2 separate regions of the Homo sapiens genome follow, and region 1 is linked to region 2. Evidence: chromatin contacts called from ENCODE Hi-C data. All regions are on one chromosome and are shown on one strand. Each heading gives the region's core, a stretch centred on a gene start or an enhancer-like site at or near the end of the contact. The rest is flanking DNA. Distances are from core to core; before and after follow the strand shown. Region 1 overlaps MECOM (MDS1 and EVI1 complex locus). Region 2 overlaps MECOM (MDS1 and EVI1 complex locus).

Region 1 (5,312 bases), core at 2,754-5,253, 280 kb after region 2:
CAAAGTAATTTATAGATTCAATGCTATCCCCATCAAGCTACCATTGACTTTCTTCACAGAATAAGAAAAAACTACTTTAAATTTCATGTGGAACAGAAATAGAGCCCGTACAGCCAAGACAATCCTAAGCAAAAAGAACAAAGCTGGAGGCATCACGCTACCTGACTTCAAACTATACTACAAGGCTACAGTAACCAAAACAGCATGGTACTGGTACCAAAACAGATATATAGACCAATGGAACAGAACAGAGGCCTCAGAAATAATACCACACATCTACAACCATCTGATCTTTGACAAACCTGATAAAAACAAGCAATAAGGAAAGGATTCCCTATTTAATAAATGGTGTTGGGAAAACTGGCTAGCCGTGCAGAAAACTGAAACTGGACCCCTTTCTTACACCTTATACAAAATTAACTAAAGATGGATTAAAAACTTAAACGTGAGACCTAAAACCATACAAAACTCTAGAAGAAAACCTAGGCAATACCATTCAGGACATAGGCATGGTCAAAGACTTCATGACTAAAACATCAAAAGTAATGGCAACAAAAGCCAAAATTGATAAATAGGATCTAATTAAACTAAAGAGTTTCTGCACAGCAAAAGAAACTTTCATCAGAGTGAACAGGCAACCTACAGAATGTGAGAACATTTTTGCAATCTATCCATCTGACAAAGGGCTAATATCCAGAATCTATAAGGAACCCAAACAAATTTACAAGAAACTATCAAACAACCCCATCAAAAAGTGGATGAATGATATGAACAGACATTTCTCAAAAGAAGACATTTATGCAGCCAACAAACATATGAAAAAAAGCTTATCATCACTGGTCATTAGAGAAATGCAAACCAAAACCACAATGAGATACCATCTCATACCAGTTAGAATGGCAATCATTAAAAAGTCAGGAAACAACAGATGCTGGAGAGGATGTGGAGAAATAGGAACACTTTTACACTGTTGGTGGGACTGTAAATTAGTTCAACCATTGTGAAACACAGTGTGGCGATTCCTCAAGGATCTAGAACCAGAAATACCATTTGACCCAGCAATCCCATTGCTGGGTATATACCCAAAGGATTATACATTATTCTGCTATAAAGACACATGCACACATATGTTTATTGCAGCACTATTCATAATAGCAAAGACTTGGAACCAACCCAAATGCCCATCAATGATAGACTGGTTAAAGAAAATGTGGCACATGTACACCAGGGAATACTATGCAGCCATTAAAAAGGATGCAGGGACATGGATGAAGCTGGAAATCATCATTCTCAGCAAAATAACACAGGAACAGAAAACCAAATATCGCATATATTCTCACTCATAAGTGGGAGTTGAACAATGAGAACACATGGACACAGGGAGGGCAACATCACACACCGGGGCCTGTTGGGGGTTGGGGGACTAGGGGAGGGATAGCATTGGGAGAAATACCTAATGTAGATGACAGGTTGATGGGTGCAGCAAACCACCATGGCACGTGTATACCTTTGTAACAAACCTGCACGTTCTGCACATGTATCCCAGAACTTAAAGTATAAGAAAAAAAAAATGCTATCACATACACAGCCATTTTCAGCTGGGCAATCAAAACTGGGCCATGTTGAAGCTTTCACCCCACAAGCTGAAATACAGCTGAAAGATCCACGCCCCAGGGGCAGCCTAGCCAGGCTGGACACCAGCTCCTGCTCCCAGGCTTCTCCCCCTCACCCTCTGCTTTCACAGACCTCTTCCACATCAGAGGCTACACAGGAGGAGGGAGCCGGTTTTGTTTTCTGCATAATAAAGATTTCAAAAGGCGAACGAATGAAACTTCCATGCCTTGTTCGGAAGAAGTTCATTTTTTAATATATTTAAGAAACATCTAAGCATACAAACAAAAAATTTTGTAAATGTACACAAAGCCCCCTTGTGGAAGTATATTTAAAAACCATTTTGAGGGCTGGAATCTTGGAAAGGGAGAAATTATGGCATTCATGATATTGTAGGCTCCCGTGGGCTGGTCATCATGTGAGGAATAGATGCAGGTATCTGACGGCAGCCGAAGCAGCATACCGTCAGCCAGACTGCCTGCCTCCTGGACTATCTTTGTATAACTACAGAATCCTTTTTTCTTTTCCTTGTAGCCACCAAAAAGAAGTCCCAATATAGACCTTAGCGGATTTCATCCCATTTTAATTCTACATTGCTTTTATCTATCTTTTATCAGAGGAAGGAAATCAAGCGGCATAATTTGGTTTACCTTTTTTTTAACTTTCAAGAAGAAAATATCTTCATATCTCCCAAGGCAACAGAATCTTTTGAACTAATAAAAACCATACAATTTCCTAGGTACCAGTTTTTCCTATGGAAGATTTTTAAATTTCCTTCTAGGAAAAATAAACAATTAAAACACATCCTATGAAGATATGTTAAAGACCACGTTGAGTTGGAAATGAAATAAAATGCTGCATGTTCTGCATTTTTTTAACTCAAGAAAAACTTTTTTGACTTTCATGATGTGCATATGGCCATTAATTTCAATGTGATATTATGGTTTTTGGCTGAACAGACAGTATGTATGTATGTATGTAAGCAAACAAAACAAATGCATTTTGTATTCAAATTTATACAACTCCATACATTTTTATGCTGTTTATTTGAAAATTAATTTTGGCTTAGGCCTCAGAGACAGCAAATGTTGTCAAGATTTGAGGGCTACCTGAAAAGCCTTGGGGACAGCATTACCCTTATGCATAAGAAACAGCAAAATAAAATAAAAATAAATGAATTTCCAAATACGTCATGGCTAATCCCTTGAGCTGACCTACAGATGAATTATGGAGGTTTTGCTACAGGACTGAGATCTGGTGATTTCACCGAGAGATTTATCTTATTTTCCAACTTATTTTCATATCTTATTTCCTTTTCTTTTAGAATTAGACTGTAAATAAAAGAGCTAAGAGTGAAGGAAGCTCCCTTTCACAGAACTCATATTGGATTGATAAATTAAAATGGTGAGATGAGTTTTGTATGACCCATCCTCAAGGATTTGGGAAATTTAGCCGATGCAAAACAAGGCATTAATTTGGAGAGGCCTAGCTACTTACAATGCTTAGTATTCTGACAATGATGAATGGCATCATTCCAAGCAAATGGTAATTTCACTTTTTGTGACGGTACTTTAGAGCAAAACCGACTTTCTTCACACAAAGAATTTGCAATCCTATTGAACAGAGGCAGTACCTGAATATCAGAAATCCTTCATTGTTTAAGTATCATCTGATATTCTTGATTGGCTTCAGACTGAAGGTTGGAGTTGAATTAGGGAGAACGGAGGTTAAGTCCTAACCTTGAAAGACTTAGCAGCCATTGAAACACTGCCTTTGGGCACTTATTGGCCTGTATTTATAAAAAAAAAAAAAACTTTTCAATTCAATGAGGGGAGGGAGAAAACACAAAACTTGTCACATTCATCAAGTGAAGCCACTGGAAAGACATCTACAGAACACCCAAAAAGCATAATCTTTCCGAAGCGCTGATAGAAATGGTAATTGGATGGGTCAGGGAATAATACAACCGAAGCAGGGGCAAAGCAGAATATCGCTAAAAAATCAAGGTCAAAAAGAAAAGAACAGACCCTTCTTAACTAGTAAAAAACTTACACTTGGCCTTTGTACTAAGGGAAAAATATACCTGTTGCTACCCGTAATTTATGTCCTCACAAAAACCTCTCGAATAGAACCTTCAAACATAAAAAGCATTAAAGACCCTCAGTTTCACAGCCCATAAGAAAGCTTCGCCTTAAATATTGGCTCCATCAAAATAAGTTTTCTGCATGCAGAAAAGAAAATGATTTTTAAAAGGAGCAACTAAAAGCAGTGACTCCCTTTCTCAATCTAAGCCATCTGTCTTTCCAGCAGGGGAAGGTGTGCCCTGCGGGGGTAGAAATACATTTAACAAACTCTACCCTGGGGGACTGAAAAAGACCAGGCACTCCGAAGACTGGCAGAGAATGCCAGCACTGTCTCCCCAGAGAGGAACAGACCTGATGAATCACCAAATCTGGGTTGCTCGTTTTCCTGCCTTCTTTGCTAATGAGCTAATCAGGGCTGAGCCAAATGACACATGTAAACAGATGAGCCGTCCGGGGATGCCGCCTTGTCCTGCTTTTATCTTACACAAACACCTCCACACTGGACTTAGAAGGCTTTTGGCACAAGGCAGAGAACTGATATTCTGGGCTGCATCCAGCTGGGAAAGGAAGAGAACTAGTGAAGTGGTGTGTCGTTCAACTGGTGGAACTGCACGGATGCAGGTGTCTCCTTACTGACAAAGATATCAGTTAAGGGGGGAAACAGTCCCTGAAAAGACAGTATCTGGAGCCCCTCCTCTTCATCCAAGGAAATAAAGCAGAACACCCTCAAAACCTCTCTGGACAGGTTCCCTTAAGAGTTAAAAAAAAAACAAAACAAAAAACCCAAAGCTCAGCCTAGCATTTCCCTGTAAACCGTACAAATTCACTGATACACAAGAAAGACAGCATCATTTGTTAATTCGCAAAATTCTAAGGTGCCTGTATACCCATTTCTATTAATCTAGGAATTCAACTTTCCACATTAGATTTCTACAGTGATGCAGGGTAGGAGATGGAGTTTATGATTTGTGCTGACAGAGCCACATCATATTTTAGGGAGATGACATTGCTATTGATGGTTCCTTCTAATCTATTCCCAGTAACATGCTCATCTGTATGTTTTCCCCAGGCACCAGAAGAACAATCTCAGATCCTTAAAACAGTATGTCATTCCTTTCCACACATCTCATATGCACATATATTATTATTATTTAACGTTTATTAAGTACCAACAGTATGCTAGGCACAATAGACATAGGGGGCCATAAAAACATATTTAACGCATCAAAAACCACAATAAAAGGATGCTGTGTATGTGACAGAAGACGATAAAAATCTCTGCAATTCATAGTTCAAGATGAAATGCACCCCAAGTCCCAGAGAAGCCTTGGAACAGTGTGGCACATCAAAAAAGGTATTGGAATTTTTATTCAGCCAGCGTAAGGAAGGTTATGCATACCTTACAATTAAACATGGCCTTCCTCAACCTTCCCAACATTCTGCAACAATGAATTCTCTAATGGTAAGCCACTAATTACTTAATTTATCTAGTTAAACTTCAGCACTCTACCTCATTCTCAATCATAATAGCATATACTCTGTACCAAGCACTATGGTAGTCATTTAAAATGTATTTCTCTGTATGAGAGTGGGGTTGAAACTTGGAAAGGTTCAGTG
Region 2 (6,060 bases), core at 1,400-3,899:
TTTGACCAGACCCACATAGATGCCTCCCCAGCAGTCTGTAGTGGCCCTTGCTTTCCCCCTCCAGCTATGGGACTCCTAAGTCATTGCCCTCTTACTCACAACAATGATCTTAGGTTAAGTTTTCAGGCAGGACATGAGAAAATCAGCAGGACAGACAAGTGGCATCCTATAACACTCCCAGATCTGTGAGAACAGAGTGAGTGGGAGTGAGAAGAGCAAGAACGCCAAAGAAATATTCTTGGCGGCAGGCTGGTGGACGCAGAAGGAAGGTTTAGTTATGGTCCCTCAACAGCTGCAATAAACTTGCTCTGTAAGAAGCCATGATTATGTTGTATTGTGGATTTGCCAGCAAGATTACATCCACACAAGTTCTTTGTAGACCATCAGTAAACTCAGGGCATTCTGAGCAAATAGGAATTAGCTACATGGGCAGAGTTTTCAACTGAAATCCACGCCTAGTTCCCCTAAAGATTGTTTACCAGCTTTTCCCAGAGCCAGTTACAAGGAGCATAACATGACTTGATTCACAAAGAAGTAATGGAATTATAGTAATAAAGGAGTGAGGAAAATAAATAACAGGAATAGACTTGGCACTTTTGAAACTTAAAGGTGTTTTGCCTGAGATGAACCTGAGAACTGACCTACAATGCTTCTCATACTCGTAAACATGGTGCAAAGTTTGTTTTAATCATACAGAATATGTCACCATTAATTCTTTAAGCATGCAAAGAGCATATCATAGCAAATATTAGACACCCCAGAGGTGTAAACTATAGCTTAGAAAAACAAAACTCATTGGTGGCTATTACTTTGCAATTGTTAGATGTCACCATTGTCATTTCATGTTATAGATCTGTGTCACAACAACATCTGTACAAAACCAAACACCACCAGCTGTGCTCTTTCAACAATTTGGAGCAATAATTAAATTGTCTTTAGTAATACACCTGCACTGCAGATAGACAAAGCCAGTCCCATAAAATTTTACATGCTTATTTAAATTCTTCAGAAAGTTTCAATGAAGGATCCAAACAAACCAAAAATGCTAAAGTATGTCAAAATTGCCATGTGAGAAAACAAGTACACTGATACAAATTAATTAGCCTTCCTCCTTTGGTTATAATCTAACAGGCTACATCATACTTGCTGCCTTAGCTCCTGGGCTATTATTGCCTATCTGAGATCACTTTTGATACTCCTGAGGTAAAGGAACACCAAACAGTAGTCATTTATCTGACAAAAGACCTTGTGTTTTTCTTATTCTATCAATCATTAAACAAGTAATGTCTTTTTATGTTATTGCTTTGACATTCATTAACACTCACGTCAGAGGAAATCTTTGCAATTAAAAATTCTATTGACCATGTAAGGTTGTTTTGCCTGGGTTTGTTACAACTGATTTTTTTTTTTTAACAGAAGCAACAGCACTGAGGCAGGTCAGGAACCTACCACACAGTTCAGCTTGAGGTATCTCTTCTGACTCAAATGCTGCTGGTAATTATTAAAAAAATATTATTTTAAAAAAAATCATTTTTTCTATCTCAATGTAAACGTCAATGATAATCTTGACTGATCAGCTTAGCTTAAGAGGAAAGAATACCTCAGAAAGACAAAAGTCAGAGAGCCACAAGACTCTTGTGTTGTTATTAAATTCTTCCTCATGGCAAATGTGCAAACTTTCAGGAGAGTTTCAAGTAATAATCTGAAAAGTGTGCTAAAATCTCAAATGTTTGAAATAAGTTTTACATAAGGTCCTTGTGATTTGATACCATAAACAGAAACAGAGTAGGAGAAGTGCCTAACATGACAAAAGGAGAATTTTGAATATACCATAGAGTAACTTGTTCACTTCCAAACCACTCCTTTTGTGGGAACATCACCATAAAAACTGATTATACATCATCCACGGCAATATTATCATCCAGCATCGGGAGAAATAAACCTGAACAAACACATTTCTTTTTAATAAAGAGCAATTTAGAGGGTGGGAGAAGAACCAATTTCCTTCTTGGAAAAATCTCTGTGTTATAAAAATGTCTTTTATTTACGGAGTGGATTAGCTTTATGGTATCTGTATTTATATGCCTTCTACTTTACAAAGAATAAAACAGAATGGAAATCGATATAAAAATACTTCTTAATATACACCATATTAAATGTTATCAATATGAAGACACATATGGTTCTCTCTTTACATACAAAGATACATATGTATTAAATGTTATATATTAAATGAGATATGTATATTAAATGTTATCAATATGAAGATGCAGAGAGAAATGTGTCTTTATATTGATAACATTTCATATATAATATAATATAAACCATATTTTGACATCTATTAATATTTCCATCTATTTATATATACATATCTCCTTATACTATAATTCTAGTATTTAATTAAATTATATTAGTATTTAATTCAAATCAAAGATTGAATTTGGCCCTAGGGTACTGTAATGATTTGAAGATACTTAGAATAGAATGTGTCACATGGATTCCATCTCCATTCTAAGAATCAAATTCAATCACAAGAAGACTTGGGACATGAAATAATCTGAATTTATTTATTCATTCAACAAACTCTTAGTAAAGACACCAGTTTAGAGACATTGCAGCTGCACTGAGGAGGAAACACTACACTCCCCTGTACGCACGGGGAAGTGATTTTACCTGCAGGATGACCGAATGTGTGGTTTCAGGAAGTGAACTATAATGGGGTTTTAATGTCCTTTGGGTCCTGCCTCAGCATTGTTCATTTTCAGTAAATGAAAGCAATACAAGCTTTGCAAAGGGATTTCGAACTATAATAGGGGAAACTTAGAAACGAATCCAGATACCACCATGGATATAAGATTCTGGGAACTACTTATCTTGGAGAGATCTTTAATCTGAAATCACTGCAAGTTTCATGAATATTTAAGGAGCAAAGACTCAGAGAAGACAGTTAAAGGGAAAATTGCTGTTGGCTGATTTTTAACAAATAGATCCTTCCTAGAACTCCTAGTTCTCACTAGGAATTGCCTCAGAGACAATTTCCACCTATAGTCATTACTCAAGGATTAGAGCCCAAGACACCACACTCAGGAGGCCCGTTTATTGCAGACAGATGGTTCAAAAAGCAGCTCTCCCAGCATGAAGACTGTAAACCCGCCGCCCAAACCGAGGCCAAGAGGAGGGGCTGGGTTCCCCACCCAGTGCACACCCACGCCAGAGCTCCTCAAGATTTTCCTTCCCGCCCAGGCTGTGGTTGCTCTTCCTTCCTCACCTGATTCTACCAGGATCAAAATGTTCTTGGAATAAAATTAAGTAAAGATTAGGCCTGGAGTATAAGATTAGGTCACCCGATTTGGGTTTGAGTCGCCATTGTATCATTTACTAACAGCTTTTCCTTCAGCAAATCACTCAAGACCTTTCAAAGTAAAGTTCACCCCAGTCAGACCAGACAGACCCCATCTCAAAGTCCCCTGAACCCGGAATCTGATCTACAGAGCTCTTTTCTACTGAACTTCATGAATCACAGCCCCATTCCATATGCATAATTCCATATATATCAGCACACTGCTCAGCCACTATGGAATTTTAATGACCACATTTTCATTCAAACTGTGTATTCACTAGAATAGCTAAACATTTTTTCTGGTTAATGTACCTCAAGTTCTGATGCTATTTGGTCTCCTGCTCTTTGCCCCACAAAGAAATCAAATATAAAAATAAACAAATTGCATAATTTTTTTTACAAATAGGCTGGAGAGAGCCTTCACTATGAATGTGGATAAGTATTGATGTCACAAAGCTCTTGATTCTTGATTCCTTCCATATCATTTCACTTTCCTTTCCCCTCCACTCCCTCACATGTCTGAGACAGCCACGAGTCCCTCATAGAAACCTTGCAAAACTTAAGGGACTCATTGTTTGTGCTGTGCTTCAGAGGTGAGCCTAACTGAGTGCACTCTGATAATGTTTTTCAACAATTTCATGGATTGTTTCAGATTTATGTCAGCCTAAGATTATTATCTCTTGGCCCTCAGCCTATTGCCATGAAGTCATAACCTTTGTTTAAGAGCAGCCTAGCCCACTGTCATAATTACAGATTTGACTCTGTTAATAAAGAGAATGCAAGCCACTAAAGATTGAATTTCTGCTCTCACAGTAAGAAAATGAATGATATTTTATAGTAAATAATCATAATTTACATACTAAGAAGAAACCTTAGAATCTTAGATGATAGCCTCTCTTATAAATCATTCAAATAGAAAACATTTATAAAATGATCTTGCGGCGTTTATCAAATACCTATGGTTATACTATCTCACAACATTTTAGTTAACCCAGTTGACTCAAAACAGTTATAATTGTTCAAATGTTCTATACCCTCTTAAAGTTTTAGACTCATAGTCTTAATTTCACACCTGCTGATGTAAAAACAATGAACAAGTCTAATCATGGTAGCACATGACAGCCCTTCAGATATTTGAAGCTAGTCCTCATGTACCTTCTAAGTGTTCTCTTCTAAAATATCCTTAGGTCCTTCCATTTATTGACATGATCTCACTTCTTGCTATCTTTGTGCCCTTTCTTTGGAAGCTTTCTAGTTCATGAATCTCTCTCTCAAAACATAGTGTCCCCAAACAAAGACGATAACCCAAACGGGTTCCAACCAGAGGAGAGTACAACAGAGCTAACCATTACCCCATTAAATCAGGTCACTGTACTTCTATACTGGAGCCTGGGGTTCTATTAGCTTTTATAGCCACTCCAACACCTTGTTGGGTTATATTATGATTTGTCAAGGCTTCGCTCAATAAGTGGCCCTAAACTAAGACATGAACTTTTAGTTCTGTTTCTCGTGCTGTCACTAGTTACTGAATTAACTTGAAGCAATCTTTCTTAGCTCTGTTTCTATATTGTGGGTTCAGTATTTAAACCTTAGCCACAGCTCTCTTTTAACATGTTAGTTGGCTAATGTGGAATTAATTAAATATCGGCGCGATTCTGTTAGATAATAACATATCTCATCATCATTCTACACAATGTTATGATTATTCTCTGAAAGTGAAACAGCTGCACAAGGTGAGTGTCTGACTAGATTATGTCTAACCTGAACAGACTTTATTCCTCCAATCAAAACATTTTCCTCTCCTTCTTAAAGTTGACAAAGTGATTATAGAAATACAGAGATCTGAATAGAAGGAAAATGTATGATTCATATCATGTGAAGCAAGATGCCACCCAATCCACTCTAGGGAAAGTTGGGAGAAAATATGTCTTTTATTTTTTCTATCATAATGCAGAAAATAAGCACTAGCAGTGTTGATAGCCTATGGCTTTTCACTTAGAATCAACAATAGTGGCATGTCCTATGATTTTACTTTTTCAACACCATCCCCAAACAAAGCAATGAAATGTAAGATGATGTGAATGAGACCCTGAAATTTAAGGAGGCAGAATAATGGTTTGCAGGTGTGAACATTATTCATATTTTAAACTAAATTAAAATTTTCCCCATTACTCTAGGAAAATCAAATAATGTAATTACCAAGAGGTAAGATGCTTCTGATATGTAAAAGATATGCTAATTTTGATGACAGTTTTCAGTCATGTTAATCAAGTAAAGTATATTTATAGGATTTATATTACTGAGAATAATACCAAGGTGAAACTTACAAACTAATCCTTCATTTATAGCCTATTCTGTAAAATTTATAAACCCCAAATACAGGATCCTTTTATGTCCATTTCCTTCAAGTATAAATCAATATGATGGGGGCAACACAAAGGAGGGGGGCTTAGCACTGACATCAGTGCAGCTTGTTTAAATACCCAGATGATGTTTAGAAGACTGTACTTATTCTAGGAGATGTCAAAGAGGGGTTTTTAGTGAATATATGCCTCCTAAATGTCAATGATTGCTTTAAAATGTTCCCTCTAGGTTATCAAATATGAAGAGAGTTCCACTACCTTGCCTTTTTAAACACAATTGGGGCCCGACAGGACTAGACACTCCAGCAATAGCTGAACTTGAATATATACAATCTGTATCTGTGGCTTCAAGACAAG

Evidence for each region. Hi-C counts contacts between places; a loop is a spot of excess contacts on that map.
Region 1: a map of Caco-2 shows a loop between it and region 2 (5-fold over the local background). The contact joins two enhancer-like sites. A Hi-C loop is called at or near these places in 3 of 168 maps with a recorded cell type or tissue (Caco-2, MCF 10A and endothelial cell of umbilical vein).

What each region holds. Positions count from the first base shown.
Region 1 is chr3:169,571,417-169,576,728 of GRCh38, forward strand. The region is part of intron 1 of MECOM (MDS1 and EVI1 complex locus); the gene reads right to left. Among named protein-coding and RNA genes, the nearest start is that of MECOM, 90 kb to the right of the region's middle. Within about 2 kb of position 4,004, at least 3 of the 41 ENCODE cell types and tissues checked have a DNase peak (open chromatin) inside an H3K27ac peak, as active enhancers do.
Region 2 is chr3:169,296,130-169,302,189 of GRCh38, forward strand. The region is part of intron 2 of MECOM (MDS1 and EVI1 complex locus); the gene reads right to left. Among named protein-coding and RNA genes, the nearest start is that of MECOM-AS1, 150 kb to the right of the region's middle. Within about 2 kb of position 2,650, at least 2 of the 41 ENCODE cell types and tissues checked have a DNase peak (open chromatin) inside an H3K27ac peak, as active enhancers do.